Linked DNA regions of Homo sapiens: region 1 is linked to region 2. The links are chromatin loops, found by intact Hi-C in ENCODE. Cell type or tissue: IMR-90. All regions are shown on one strand.

What was found. Peaks named below come from ENCODE experiments on the same cell type or tissue, not always from the same donor. Only the 100,000 strongest peaks of a DNase experiment are listed, where the experiment ranks them.
Region 1: it touches region 2 in a loop (3-fold over the local background); 2 of 110 quality-filtered maps call a loop at or near these places.

What each region holds. Positions count from the first base shown.
Region 1 is chr3:110,379,879-110,387,878 of GRCh38, forward strand. No RefSeq gene overlaps it. Among named protein-coding and RNA genes, the nearest start is that of NECTIN3-AS1, 690 kb to the right of the region's middle. In IMR-90, no CTCF peak of the experiment used is centred here; a DNase peak (open chromatin) is centred at 4,943; H3K27ac peaks cover 2,411 bases.
Region 2 is chr3:111,077,372-111,085,371 of GRCh38, forward strand. The region is part of intron 1 of NECTIN3 (nectin cell adhesion molecule 3); the gene reads left to right. Among named protein-coding and RNA genes, the nearest start is that of NECTIN3, 9.6 kb to the left of the region's middle. In IMR-90, a CTCF peak has its summit at 3,147 (motif pointing left); a DNase peak (open chromatin) is centred at 3,190; H3K4me3 peaks cover 206 bases; H3K27ac peaks cover 909 bases.

The sequences.
Region 1 (8,000 bases), 700 kb before region 2:
TTTATGAAAAGTTTAAGTGCCAAGAATTGTGCTACCTTAGGGAGGAAATAAAGTAAATATTATACTAGTCACTCCTAAGCTTGTAGTGCATTAAAGAGATAGATATCAAGATGATGGTTAGATTAGAAAATGATGAGTGTCCTGCAGGGCTAAAAAAAGGTGCATTGTGAACACATAGCAGGGGGAGCTAATTTAAAATGGGCAGCAGACAAGTATTTCTAAAAGAGGAGGTATACTACTAGAAAAAAAGTAAGAATATATATCACAGAGATTAATTTCCTAATTTAAAGAATTATTGTAATTATACAAAAGATTGCCCTGCTTTAGGAAATAAACATTAAAGTATTTATGGGAAAAGGTATCATACTGTACCTGAAGCTTACTTTAAACTAGTTCAATAAAGTATTATATCTATACAGTGGTGCACTGCAGAATGATATTTTAGACAACTATGGACTGCATATATGATGGTGGTCCCATAAGCTTATAAATCTATATTTTTAGTGTATGTTTTCTATGTTTAGATATGTTTAGGTACACAAATACTTTATCATCGTGGTATAATTGCTTACTGCAGAATGTACAGTAACATTCTATACAGATCTGTAGCATAGGAGCAATAGGCTACACCATATAGACTAGGTGTGTAGTAGGTTATACCAACTTGGTTTTTGTAAGTACACTCTATAATGTTTGCACAACAAAACCGCCAAAGTACAAATTTCTCAGAAAGTATCTGTCATTAAGCAATGTATGACTTTATATGCATATATAATACATACATACAGTATATAAATACATATATATGCTATATCTCCATATTAAATAAAAAAACAAAAATGGGGGAAAATATTAACAATATAGGGAATCTGGGTAAGGTTGTATGTACTATAATTATTTGTGTTACTTTTATAACTAATATATACATTTGAATTTATGTAAAAAAAGGGGAGAATCATGAATATGTCATAAAAGAATAGAAATTTAATATGAAATAGAGTTGTTCTGCTCTGTCACTTAGATTATTAGTTATTTTTGATGACCAGTTTAAAGCATGGTTTACACAGAATCTAGCCTTCTTAATTTGGGAATAAATGAGAAAACTGGACTACAGATATTTCCTTCGAAAAACTGTCCTCAAACACAATTGGCTTGGAAAGTTATGAGGTTTTTTTTACATTTTTTTCCAAACAGTAGAAAACTTACAAATGCAAATGAAATACAAGGTTTATTTAAATTAATAGTTTCTGAGCCTTATTCCATTTAATTCGTACATAGTCCCTTGGCTTATTACCTTCCACAGCTCCATAGAGATGATCAAGAAAATGTATGCAGGTAAATATTACTATGTTGTTTTAAGGAGCTATAATACTGAAGAGCATTGATTTAAGTCATTTTTATTTCTATAAACAGAGTTGCCTGATAGATTGTTTTGCAAATCTGTTTATTTGTTTTAGGGAAAATTTTTTCTACTAATCTTACAGATACAGTACGGACCACCAGATGCTATTTTTGTTTAATGATTTTCTATTCTTAATAACCTATGTAGTAGGTTTCGAGTTGGAAAGCTGCCAAATTGACTCTAATTTAAATTTTGATTTTACAAATGAATATCTTGGTAAGTATCATAAATCATCCTGTGAAAATATCAATGCATCCAAAGCCACACTAAAACCATTTAAGTCCAAGGAACACTAGGTCATGTGAAATAAAAAGTGTACTCAGTCAGCAGATAAAAGCAAGCTTCAATTATCTTTAGATAAACTCAACTAAACTTTTAAAAGTATGTGCATCAAACATCATACTTCATCTATCCACAAGATAAATGTTTTATCACTGGTGTATATATACTCTCATTTATTAAGAGGTACATTTTGACTAATAAATCTGCCTTTCATAGAGTGCCACTCATGCAAAGTCCTATCTATCATAAACTTAAGTCAAACTTTGCCAATTTATGATACAAGGAAGTGGGCTACTCTGCAGTAGCAGTATATTTAATTGGTGGTGACAGTATTCAGCAAGCCAGGATTCTTTTTTCTCAGCAACAGTGAAACACCTCCATTAAAATAAATTAATACTCTTATCTCAACTGATTTGTTTGGAAAGAGGCATAAGAAAAAGATGGAGCTGTAAATGAATTTTAAAATGTATCAACTGCATTAATTACTATTTTTATTTATTTCTGAGTGTTTTACTACCCTAAAACTTAGTGATATAAAACAACAATCATTCACTTGCTCAGGATACCAGTGATTGGCAACACAGGAAGTGCTCAGAGGGCATGGCTCATCTCTGCTCCTTATACGGTGTCAGCTGGACTCATTCATGCTGTTGTGGGTCATTTGGCAGGTCATCTGGTTGGTCCTGGATGACTTTCATTGCTGGCAACTGGCTGACACTGTCAGCCAGGGTATGTCAATACCATCCACATTCTATCTCCAGCAGGCTACTATGGACTTTTTTAATATAGCATCTGATTTCTAAGAGGACAAGAGAGAAGCTAGACAGCCTCTTGAGTCCTGGACTTAGGAAGCATATCATATTACTCTATTATTCTGTTGGTAAAGCAAGTTACAGGGCCAGCACATATTAAAAGGAGGAGAAATTGACTCCTCCTTTTTATGGGAGTAATTGCAAAGTCAAATCATAAAATGCATATAATAGTAATGAGGGAAATTGTGGCAGTGACATATAAGGACAATAAAGCCATTTCAGGTACAAGGGATCACTAGGCCTTTGGACCTGAAGACCCAAACAAATAAAACAAAACAAAAACCCCCAAACCAAACCAAAACAAACAAAAAAAGTACGGAGAATTCTAATGGACAATTAACCATCTCAACCTCATTTTTCAAACTATATTGTGGACACAGGAATTAGTTACCTGCAGAAGACAATATGCATTGTGTATCAAAGCTTTAATACAAACACATCAGCTCAACAATTGTACTCCCAGAAATAGTTCAAGAAAGTAATTACGGATATGCACAAAGATTTTGCTACAGTTACAATCATTGCAGCATTAATAATGTGAGAAAAATAATTCTACAAACCACTAATAAGTGATGGGTTGCACAGGTTTTTGCAAAGCAATATTAAGATGTAGTTTACTAACTGGAGTAATTATGTTACTCAGGATATTGAATCAGCTATTTCTATGGACAGTCCAAATAACATGAATGATGTGGAAAAAATTTTACAATGTATTATTGAGTGGAAAAAAAGCTGTATATAACAGAAATGTGGTTTTACTTTATATAATCTTATAATTAATATATACTGTATATACTCATATCAATATTAAGTCAACATTGATTATCTCTCTAGATGGACACATTCTTTGTTCTTAGGAACATGGCATTCTTTTAAAAGAAATAAAATCCTTTTTAAAAAGTTATTCTTTTAAAGAAAAGAAGTGAATATATCAAAAGCACATTAAAGCAAAACAGAATTCTAGTGCCCTATCAGCCTCACTTTTATAAAGCAATCCTTTATCTTTGCTGTACTTTGAATTCAGCACAACAGTAATGACTGAGGAACAACCACACTCTATTTTTCTCTGAATCTTTTTTGGTTGGACTATATCACAATAGAAGAAGAAATAAGTTTTGGCTGGTTCAATCTCTTTAACTGAAGCAGATTTCAGAATGTGATTCATCAATTTGGAAATCTAGAATCCAGTTAAATTGGTTCAGGGCTGCTCACTCCTTTCTTGGGCATCTTACTTAATTCCTTTAACATAGGCTCCCATTAATGACTTGCTGCATTTTTGAAAAGACAAAAAAGAGTTAAAATGTATATTTTGGTTTGAAATAGGACAAAAACACTCCAACTCACCCCTAGCTCTGATGTAAACTGGAAAATATCCCTAAGAACTTCATGAAGCAGCAAACTGAGAGAGTTGCCAGGAATGGACAAAAATCTGCTGGTTGAAAAGATCTGATCAGCATTAGAGTAGTGACTTTTCTGGCTGAGTCCTTTAGTATACCTGGTGGCCGAACCCTGTGATATCCATTTACTGGAACATCAGATTTCACTGAAAGGCTGGAAACGTAAACTCATAACAGATTTGTTTCTTTACCAACTGCTTAATTATGGTAACTTCATCATGTTAACAAAATGAATTACATTTGTTATCCCTGCACTTACCAAGGCCTAACAGGTAAATAGCCTATTAACATGTTTTCATTTAACCCTACTATTCCAAGTGGATGTGATTTGACTGTAAATTAGCTGCAGGCATCCACTTGCCCAGCTCAAAATTAATTTTATGTTTAAGTAAAATGGTGGTCTATCAATTTAACCTTTCATAAGCAAAGAAAGACAAATTTGGCTTCTTGTCTGCATTCACTAGTAGGTTTACTTATTTCTTTCTCAAACATTTGTGGAAGCTCCAATTAGTATTTGAAATTTTCTGTGAATTTGTAATGAATGAGTCAAGTTTGCATGGCAACCAGTGGCCAGCTAAGACCCTCAAAAGAGATTTTCTCTGTTCCTGCTGAGAGTGTAATAATAGGGTCAGGTTTATACTTGAATGGTTCTCTCTTTTGAAATAAATTATAGTTGTGCATTTTAGTCAAAAGTTAACTAAAAGAAAATTTGATTTGCCTTTATATGTTGAACAATAACCAATTTGACTTTCACCTGCTAAGATGGTTCAGTATCCTCATTGTACATACTTTGAGATTAATAGTATGAGGAAGACTCAAAGTGTCAACCATGATAGAAGAACCAGCATTATGAAAGTATCTTAGTTTCCACATAAATATCATGGGATAGTGGGAGGAACAGGTATGTGAAGGAATAAATAATTATAAAAATAAGCAAAAGGATGTTTTTCTTAAGTCTGTCAATGTGTCTTGACAATAAAGTATTCATGGAATGTGTCCTGGTGATTACAGATTGGTTTTAAAAATTGCAAAACTTAGAAGTGACGTCCACGGACTGACTCACTCATTTTATACAAAAACAGTATGTTTAAACAAGCATTTCCAAATAACTTAGGATCATGGTTAGTTTGTTTTCTTTTTTATTTTCATATGTGTTGCTAAAATTTGCTCCTCCTTTTAGGCTACATTTTTGGTCCAAATTTTTGCTCTACTTCACGACTCTGTGCATTTGCATGTGGCCTAAATTTTCCCATGAAGATATTGGGATATGATGATATTTTCTCTCTAGATATGCCCTAGATTTAACATCAAAAAGACATTGATTTAACAGGATATAAAAAAAAATTGTATTACCATCTCAATATATGAATAACATTAATTTGATAATAATATTAATTCTAGATATTTTTATGTAGCAAAGTTGGAAGAGAAGGAAATAACAGAACACAGTACCCACTAAAACCCTATAGGGCTGCACAACAATGTGAATATATTTAATGCCATTAAACTGTACACTTAAAGGGTAAGTTTCATGTTATGCATATTTTAGCAGCATAAGAACATTAGATAATTTTCAAAGGTAAGAGTGGGAGGATATAAATACTTACATCAGTAGCATATACTTAGAATTACGTACTAACCTATTTTGAACAGTTTGACAAACATTCGAATACTAATACATGTTTTTAGCATGATATTTTAAAATAACCAAACAAAATCTGTCCTGCCTCTCAAAAATTTTTGCCTATATCCTAGCTCCTAGAACCTATAAATGTTACATTATTTGGGGAAAAAAAGGTCTTTATACATACAATTAAATTAAGAATTTTGAGAGATTGTTCTGGATTATCCAGTGGGCCTTCAATCCAATGACAGGGTTCCTTATAAGAAACACACAGGGGAGATCTGACAGAAATCAGAGAAAAAGGCACTGTGACCATAGAGGCAGAGATTGAAGCAATGCTGCCAAAAGTCAAGGAGGCCTGGAGCTACCAGAAACTAGAAGCAAAAAACAGAATCTCCCCATGGAGCCTTTGAAGAAAGCATTTCTATACACAGATAACAATCCAGCCAAAGAAAAGGAAAGAAAATAATCACATATATGATAGAATAAAACAAATACCTAGGAATACATTTAACCAAGGAGATGAAAGATTTGTACACTGAAATCTATGAAATATTTTTGAAAGAAATTAAAGACACAGATAAACTGAAAATATTCTGTGTTCATCAATGGGAAGAATCCATACTGTTAAAATGTTATACTGCCCAAAGCAATATACAGATTTAACACAATCCTTATCAAAATTCCAATGGAATTCTTCACAGAAATAGAAAAAAATTTTCAAAAATTTATATGAAACCACAGAAAGCCCTGAATAGCCAAGGCAATATTGAGAAAGAAAAACAAAGCTGTAGGTATCATACCTCCTGATTTAAACTTTTATTACAAAGCTATAGTAATCAAAACAGTACGTTACAGGCATACAAATCACACAGACCAACGGAACAAAATAGAGATCTCAGAAATAAATCCAAAAGGATGTGTCAATTAGTTGACACTTATATGCCAAATAATTTTCAACAAAGGCACTAAGAGGATATAATGGGGAAGCAAAGAGACTCTTCAATAAATGGTGTTGGAAAAACTGGATTTCCACATGTAAAGGAATGAAGTTAGACCCTTATCTTACATCATACATGAAAATTAACTCAAAGTGGATAATATAGCTATATGTAAGAACTGAAATTGTAAAACTCCTGAAGTTGAAAACATAGGAGAAAAGCTCCTGGACACTCCCTTGGCAATAATTCTTTTGGATATCACATCAAAATCTCAGGCTACAAAATTAAAACAAATAAATGAGACTCCATGTAACTAAAAAGCTTCAGCACAGCAAAGTGAACAATCAGCAAGATGAAAAGGCAACCAACACATGGGAAAGTATAATTCATACCACATACCTGATAAAGTGTTAATATCCCCAAATTTATAAAGACCCCTTACAACTCAATAGCTGAAAAACAAATAACCCAACTGTAAATTGAGGAAATGACTTGAATAGACATTTCTCCAAAGAGGATATAAATGCCCATCAGATATATGAAAAAGTGCTTAATATCACTAATCAGAAAGGAATTAAAAATCAAAACCACTATGAGATATCACCTCACACCCATAGATTGCTCTTAGAGAAACAACAAGGCCGGGAGCAGTGGCTCATGCCTGTAATCCCAGCACTTTGGGAAGCCAAGGCAGGTGGATCACTTGAGCTGAGGACTTTGAGACCAGCCTAGGTAACATGGGAAAACCCCATCTCTACAAAAAATGTAAAAAGTAGCTGGGCAGCTCACTGTAACGTCCGACTCCTGTGCTCAAGTGATCCTCCCACCTCAGCCTCCAGAGTAGCTGGAACTACAGCTGGACTACTGGAACTGGTAGTCCAGAGTAGCTGGAACTACTCTGGAACTACAGCTACTCTGGAGGCTGAGGTGGGAGGATCACTCGAGCACAGGAGTCGGAGGTTACAGTGAGCTGAGATCGCATCACTGCACTCCAGCCTGGGCAATGCGAGTGGAATCCTGTCTCGAAAAAAAAAAAAAAAAGAAAAAAGAAAGAAAGAACAAGGACAAGACATAACAATGTTGGTGAAAGTATGGAGAAAAGGGAACTCTAGAGCACTGTTGGTGGGAATGTAGATTGGAAGAACCATTATAAAAAAAAAAACACAATGAAGTTTCCTAAAGAAATCTGAAATAGAACTACGGTATGACCCAGCGATCCCTCTCTCCTGGGTATATACTCAAAGGATATGAAATCACCACCTTTAAAGATAGCTACATTCTAATATTCATTGCAACATTATTCACAATAGCTAAAATATGAAAAGAACCTAAGTGTCCATCAACAGAAAAATGAATTTTAAAAAATGTATACACACATACACATACTTGAGCATGCACACACACACACACACACGCAGTGGAATATCATTCAGCCTTATGAAGGAAGGTGATCTTACCATTTGCCACAACATGGATAGACCTGGAGGATGTTATGATAAGTGAAATAAGCCACACAAAGAAAAACTATTGCAAAATCTCACT
Region 2 (8,000 bases):
TTGTTCTTAAATAGGTTGGCTGTTGCACCCAATAGAGGCCCTTTAGGCTTTCAGCCTAGGTTTTATCACAAGAAATAAAAGAACAGAAAAAGGGAGTGGGGCTGTAAATAGCTATTCTCAAATAGTTAGAGCCTGCAAAGATAGGATGTGTGAGTTAAAATCATAGTTACTAGGGAATCTTTTTTGAAGCAATGTGGCCGGGCCCCACTATGGACTTACTAGATCAACAATTTTTGTAAGACGGGTGAGGTGTGGAGTCCAAGGGTTGGGACATTTGTATTTTGAAAGACAACATCAGATAATTCTTTTTTCTCTTGACAAGTGCTATTTATTATAGCATTTTCATTTATGATTTGACCAAATATTATCAATCTTCTGAAAGAAATGTGCTTCACTGTTTTGTTCATTATTTGTATTCCCATGTGCTTGGCATGTAGTAGGCACTCATATTTATTTCAAGAGTTTGATGGCGAAATCAAGGTTAGTCCAAACCAGCACGTTTTAATAGAACTATAATGCAAGCCATGTAATTTCAAGTTTTCTTGAAGCCACATTTAAAAAGTGAAGAAGAAATAGGTGAAATTAATCTTATTTTATTTAACACAATGTAACCAAAATATCATTTCAGCATGCAATTGTTATTAAAAATTGAGATATTTTACATTTTCTTTCATAGTAATGTTTTGAAATCCAGTAGATATATTATACTTATAGATCATTTCAATTTGGACTAGCCACATTTAATGCACTTTGTATTCAAGTGTGATGTTCCTGGTGGCTACCAGTTTGGATAGTTCAAGTCTGAACCTTTAATTGTCTCTAAAGTGGGTTATGCCCTTTTGTGGTCTTTACCCATAAGGCCTAGAATGACATTGCTCTTCCTACCTAATCAAATTCTGAAGGGCTTGGTTTAAGATTGACTTTCTCCAGGAAGGCTTCCCTCACCACTTCTTGCATACAGTGAGCATGCAATTCTGTTTTCATTTTTTTCATGCTTTCAGGCTTAAAACAGTCTTTGTTAAAGTGTTTCTGTGAAACACTAGTCTCAGAAGGTAGGTTTTTGGAAGAAAAAGTACCATGTTTTAATACATTTGGGAATAGGAAAAGCTAATGATATACCCCCTCATGGAAAGTTAACAATGTGAATTAGTTTATTAATGGTCTAAGAAATTCTTCAGTAAAATATCCCATTTAACAAACTAAACAAATTCTTTGGTGTAATATATATTATGTTGCAGAAGCTATGTTATGCAGAATACACTATAGGAATATATTCTTAAAGAGATTTGTACTCTTGATGATTAGAAAAGGTTGGTAGACTTAAAGATATTACTTGAGATAGTTCTCCACTGATTTTTCCTTTTTAAAAAATTATTTTTCCTCTCTTCAGTTCTATTTCCCATTGCCTCACCCATTTTGAATTTGAGATGTTTGCAGAATTGACTTTCTATGAGAATAGTAGTCTTCTGCTTTGTTATTTCAAAATCAGCTGTATATTATTTACCTGTCTAGCTTAAGCTGCTTCTGTGAGATGTATCGTACTTCATGTATGACACATCTGACTCTGGAACTGAGTTTTATGAATGAAGTGGGTAAATTTAAGATAGTCTATTTTGTAATGGAAGTATGCTAATGTGAAACTGTGCAGGGCTAGGACTCCAACTAAGTGTCTGAGAACATTATATATAATGTCAGGAGTGTGCTTGACTCTTCTGTTGCTTCAATTCAGAAGAAAAAAATATTAATGAAATGCTAGTATTGGTAAACTGTAGTAAAATCAGTTTAATATAGTAACTGTGAATTATTCATGATAGACATGATTGCTATTACTGAAAATCTTAGGCCCTAGTTTTGAAGATTATTAATAAAATTTCTAATTTAGTTGTAGCTAGATTCTTAAAGTACTCAGCAATTATGGTGGCTATTTTGAAACTGTGCATTGTTTATCAAGCTTGTTTTTCATGTAAAAGGATCTGGGCATTGATATATTTTCATTATATTTGTAGTTAATAGTAAAAATGTTTAAATGTCCTTTCATTATAGACTCAGATTCCCTACTAATTTGATTTAGAGATAATCATTCATGGCTATACATTTAATTTAATACTAAGCCTGACAATAAACTGCCTAGTTTTTAAAACCTGCTTAGAGATACCATACCTACTTTATTTTAAATGCAAAATAAAAAAGTCCTTCTCCATTCCTTTAATTTTTTGGAAGAGAATCAAGTGGAAGAAGGCATATAGCTAACAGTTCTATACTTCTCTTTAAGGGCACAGGACTAAAACATGATAGCAGCATTTCTCACTTAATCATAAGCCTGCTTATGTTAATGGCTACTGCAGTCACTCTAAAACTCTGCATTTCTGCTTGTTAAATTTAAAGGAAGTAAAAAATTACTGCCAACACAATCTTTGAGAAACATGCAAATAATACAGTTGTATTTAATGTCAACTTATATAGTAGCTTCCCCATTCCTATAAACACTTCTGAGGTTATATGATTATCTTGATGCAGTTTTTCTGCCTAGTTCATATTAAAAGCAGAGTGAACTTCAATATTGAAATAACAGTAAGGGAATTTCTGTTCTTTTTCAAGGTGTTGCATTGTTTATTGTTGTATACTAGTACAGTGCCAAAGGATTTATAATTTTTTTCTTTTAAACTGGTATAGACCCTACAGTTGACTGATTTTGAATAACAAAAAGGCATATCAAGTTTATAATTAGTAATACTAATTAGCAGGAAATAAGACTATCTAGATTATTGACATTCTTTTCTGTATTTAAGAAAATAAAATTAAGAAATTATGTTTGCCGTTTTCAATGAGGAAAGATTTTCAACTTCGGGATTCTTAAAGTACTCAGCAATTATGTTGGCTATTTTGAAACTGCATTGTTTATCAAGCTTGTTTTTCATGTAAAAGGATCTGGGCATTGATATATTTTCTTTATATTTATAGTTAATAGTAAAAATGTTTAAATATATAAGTAGCTGGTGAAATTTGTATTTGGCATGCCCCAAAGCCCCTTTTCCTTCAAAAGCTTTAATCCTGACAGCATCTCTTGAAATATAAAACAAATTTGAAGTTCCCTAAGAAAAATACATGTTTTTCTTTGAGGATACTACTGTTGCTTTGCTGCCCTCTACAGTCATCTAAAATAGTCACTCTAGATTTTTCTCCATTCAGATACTTAGAATACTTTTTCCCTGACCTGTGTATGAGCTTTATATTTCAGGAATGGGTTAAGTAATATTTACTGTTACAGAAGTAAAGTTTAGTCACAGTTAATCTATATATGTCATGCAAAAAAAAAAAAAAAGGACTTAGAGATTTGAACAAGGGATAAATTGGGGACTATTGAGCAACAACCATGTGCTAGGGAGTATAAAGGATACCACGGTGGAATGAGGCATGTTGGCCCTCTAAAGCTTATGAACTCATTAATACGATTAATGGCATGCTTATATATCAAATGACATTTGTAACAACATGCCAAGTGATATGATATAGTTTACAGAAATATTAGTAAGGGCTGGAAGAGTTAAAAATGAGACTTTTGAGCTATGTCTTCAAGAGTTTAGACAGATAAAACAGGGTGGTTTTAAACATATTTAAAACACAAAGCAGGCTGGGTGCAGTGGCTCACGTCTGTAATCCCTGAGAGGCTAAGGCAGGAGGATTGTTTGAGCCCAATTCTTTGAGACCAGCCTGGGCAACATAGTGAGACCTCGTCTCTGCCAATAAATAAATAAATAAATAAGCCAGGCATGGTGGAGTCCACCTGTAGTAGCAACTACTCAGGAGGGTAAGGTGGGAGGATTGCTTGAGCCCGGAAGGCTGAGGCTGTAGTGAGCTAAGATTTTGCCTCTGCATTCCATCCTGGACAACAGGGCAAGACTCTGTTTCACCATAAAAACAAAAGACAAAACAAAACAACAAGAAAAACCACAACCCTACAAAGCATCTGTTATGTAGAAAGGACTCTTCTAGGCTCCTTGGAGTCTTTGCCCTTAAGAAATGTAAAACTTAATTGTCAGGAGATTGGAATGAAAGATGTCTTTCTCTGTGTATGTGTGTGTGTGTATTAACCCAGTTACTTCTCTCCCTGTTTCCTCCCCTGTTAAATTGGCTAAATAATACTTTCTTCACAGAATTGCTATGAAATTAAATTGCAATAAAGTGCTATGTAAATACAACAAACAATACAGTGAACAAAAATGACTTGTCTTATGTGAGAAATTTAACAAAGTATTGTCGGATTATAGAAAGAGGACCAATTTAACTAGGGGTGGAAGAAGACTTAGAGGAGCTAATTTTCTAGCTGAATCTTGAAGGAATAGCTTAGATTTCTGTTTGTGAGGGAAAGTCAGTGAAAAAGAGGGTGTTCCAACTTAAAGACCACTGAGATGAGGACTCTAGAAGGAATTAGTGTTCTCATGTGACTCAAGCATGAACTTTATGGAGGGAAGTCGTGGATTTTTAAATACTTTGCTGAGGCGATTAGACTGTGGTAGCCACTGAGGAGCTTTTGAAGGCAGGCAACTGTGGAGTCCATCCATGACTTGATAGATTGTATAGCTCTGGCAGAAATGTAAAAAATATATTGGAGCTATGACAGACAAGTGAAGGTGACAACCATTGTGATATTCCATGGAAAGAGGATTACAGAGATAAATGACAGTTTTGCAAAGGGATTTGAAGGGAGGCTTGGATCTGAGAAGTAGATGATATGGTGTTTGGATATCATTGTGGGTAAGGAAGGAGGAGTTAGATATGAACCAACTTGGAATAACTAGGAAAGGATGATGAGAGGATTGATTAATCAATCCAGTAAGGTTTCACATGCATTTGTGGTGTACTTTTGAGCTGTAGCTGGAAATTTGTGAGAGTTGGGGTTAGAAGGGTGAGGTACGAGGGGTAGGAGGTAGGTTGTGAAACTGGGAATTATCAGGATTGAGGTATTTGCATTGAATGAGCTGTTTCAGAGAGAAAAGGGAACACAGGCAGAAGAGAGAGAGTGAGAAGAAAAAAGTGGAGAGAGGGAAGGGAATAGTGGATGGGGCCAGAATTTTTTTTTAGATTGAGGTATTTTGATTGGATAAGCTATCGGAGGGAGAGAGAAGAAAAATGTTCAAGGAAAAATCTTAGTTGATAAATAAATGAATACATTTAGTAGAGGTAAGGGCATTCGTGACTCTTAGTAATTTTAGTAAAAGTGGTTAGGAGAAAAATGTCACATCTTAAAGCAGAGGTCTCCAACTTTTTTGGCACCAGGGACTGGTTTTGTGGAAGACAGTTTTCCCATGGCCTGGGGTTAGGGGCAGTGAATGGTTTTGGGATGATTGAAGTGCATTGCATTTATTGTGTAGTTTATTTCTATTGTTATTAGATTGTAATATATAATGAAATAATTATACAATTCACCATAACGTAGAATCAGTGGGAGCCCAGAGCTTGTTTTCCTGCAACTAGACAGTCCCGTCTGGGGGTGATGGGAGATAGTGACAGATCATCAGGCATTAGATTCTTGTAAGGAGTGCACAACATAGATCCCCCACATGTGCAGTTCTCAGTAGGGTTCGTGCTCCTGTGAGAATCTAATACTGCTGCTGATCTGATAGCAGGCAGAGCTCAGGTGGTAATACAAGCGATGGGGAGCAGTTGTAAATACGGATGAGAGATGGGGAGTGGCTGGTGAATACAGATGAAGCTTCACTTGCTTGCCCACCACTCACTTTCTGCTGTGCGGTCCAGTTCCTGACAGGCCACAGACTCGTACGGGGGTTGGAGACCCCTGTCTTCAAGGATTAAGAAATCATGGGATAGTGAAGGAGAGTAGGGACAACTCTTGGGAAAGAAAGGAAAGAGAAAAAAGAGTAATTTGTGAGGGAACAAGACTATGTCAGTTGTTATGGACTGAAAGTTTGTGTTCCCCTTCTCCCCCAAATCCATATGTTGAGCTCGCAACCCTCAATGTGATGGTGTTAGGGGGCATAGGGCCTTTGGGAAGTAATTAGGTTTAGATGAGGTCAGGAGGGTAGAGCCTCATGATGTGATTAGTGTCCTTATAAGAAGAGGAAGACACTAGAGCTGTTTCTCTCCATCATGCAAGGATGTAGCAGAAAAGCAGGCATCTGCATGCCAGGAAGAGGGCTGTCACCAGGAACCTGATAATGCTGGCACCCTTGTCTCAGACTTTCATGCTCCAGAGCTGTAACAAAGAGTGTAAGCCAGCTAGTCTATGGTATTTTGTTAAAGCAGCCCAAGCCGAGACATCAGTCAAGGTTTTATTCACAAACATCAGAAACTTGACCCCGTGGTTAAAAGACAGTTTTTTGAAAGATATTGGATGCTTCAGGCATGGAAAACAAGAACTGAAAGAAGGTAGGCAACTAGAACTATATCCAGAACCATAGCTAAGATACTATATTGAGGGGCAGTTTGTTAAGGTCATTACCTGCTGTCTCCTGGACGCTGGATGATATAGCCTTGTCTCTGATACTGGCTTTGCTGCTCATAGAAACTGGATGTTGTTGTTGCCATAGCCCAAGAAAATATATTGTCCACAAGTGTCCACTATAGAAAGTTGAAAAACTTTTTTTAAAAAATTTAATTTATATGATGAGACTTCTGTGTCTTTGGGAGAGAAGCAGGAGAAGCTCATTGATACGGCAAGGTCCAGGAAAAGAGATAAGTGGAAACATTAAAAACACAGATGAGAGATGCTAGTATTAGAAATGGAAGACACTTCTTTCTACTAAATAGGGAAAAGAAAATGATAGGTGAAGATGTTGAGACACTTCCAGGTGTGAGAGAGGGAAGTTACAAAAAGGTCTTGTTCTTTAGCGATATAAGTGATAAACTTTTAGAATGAGTGTGGAGTGATGTTGGGACTTAGGATAGAACCTGTGGTGAAAAATGGAATAAGACATCAACTAAGAATGAATGAAATGATTCAGTATTGAAGGCATGAATTGGCATAACATGGACTTGTGAAACGTGAAAGATGGTGTGGAGGCAGTAGTAAGTTTATGTTGTGTGGATGTTAGTATTTAATTGAGCACTAGGTCTACTAGAGACTATTCTAGGTACTGTGAAAGACTAGCCGATAAAGAACAAAATGTGTTCTGGGAACCACTTGTGTTTATGTATGGAAAGAAGTAGAATAGAGTCAGACTGAGTGCTTTTTAAATGTGATGTGATAGGGTGTCTGAAAGTTTGAGAACAAGGGTGATGTAAGGAAGGTAGGATTTAAGAAATAAAGATATTATTGAGGCCTAAAGTAGGGTTGTAATGGTAGAAATGGAAGGGAAAGGTTTAGAAACGAGATAATTAAATGGTAAAATAATACCTCTTAATAATTCTAGGATATAAGAAATGGAGGAAAATTAGTGGAGTTTTCAGACAGATGGGAAAATATTGTAAAAGTTATTGAATGGAAGATTGATGTAGGAATTAGATGTTGCATACCTGGAAGGGTGGGCTGCCATAACAAAATGCCACAAACTGGATGGCTTAAAACAGCATAAATTTATTCTCTCACAGTTCTGGAGCCTGGAAGTCTGAAATCAAGGTGTAAGCAAGGCCATGTTCCCTTTGAAACTCTGGATAGAATCCTTCCTTGCCTTTTTCTGCCTAGTTTCTGGTTGTGGCTGTGTCTCTTTAGTGTTTCTTGGCCTACTGCTGCATTATTACAATCTCTGATCTGTTGTCACATGACGTTTTCCCTGTATGTCTCAATAGGACAAAAGTCATATCGGATTAAGGGCTACCCCACTCAGGTATGACCACATCTGAATTTACATCTTAAATACATCTGTGGACACTCTATTTCCAAATAAGTTCACATTCACAGACACTAGAGGTGAGGGCTTCAACACACAATTCAGCCTGTAATACAGGGATGATGATTTTTGTTTTGGCTGTGTAAGCTGTGAGATTTTAGGCTTGATTAAAGTCAAAGTGCCAGTTAAATGCAGCATTTGAGGATGTGAGGT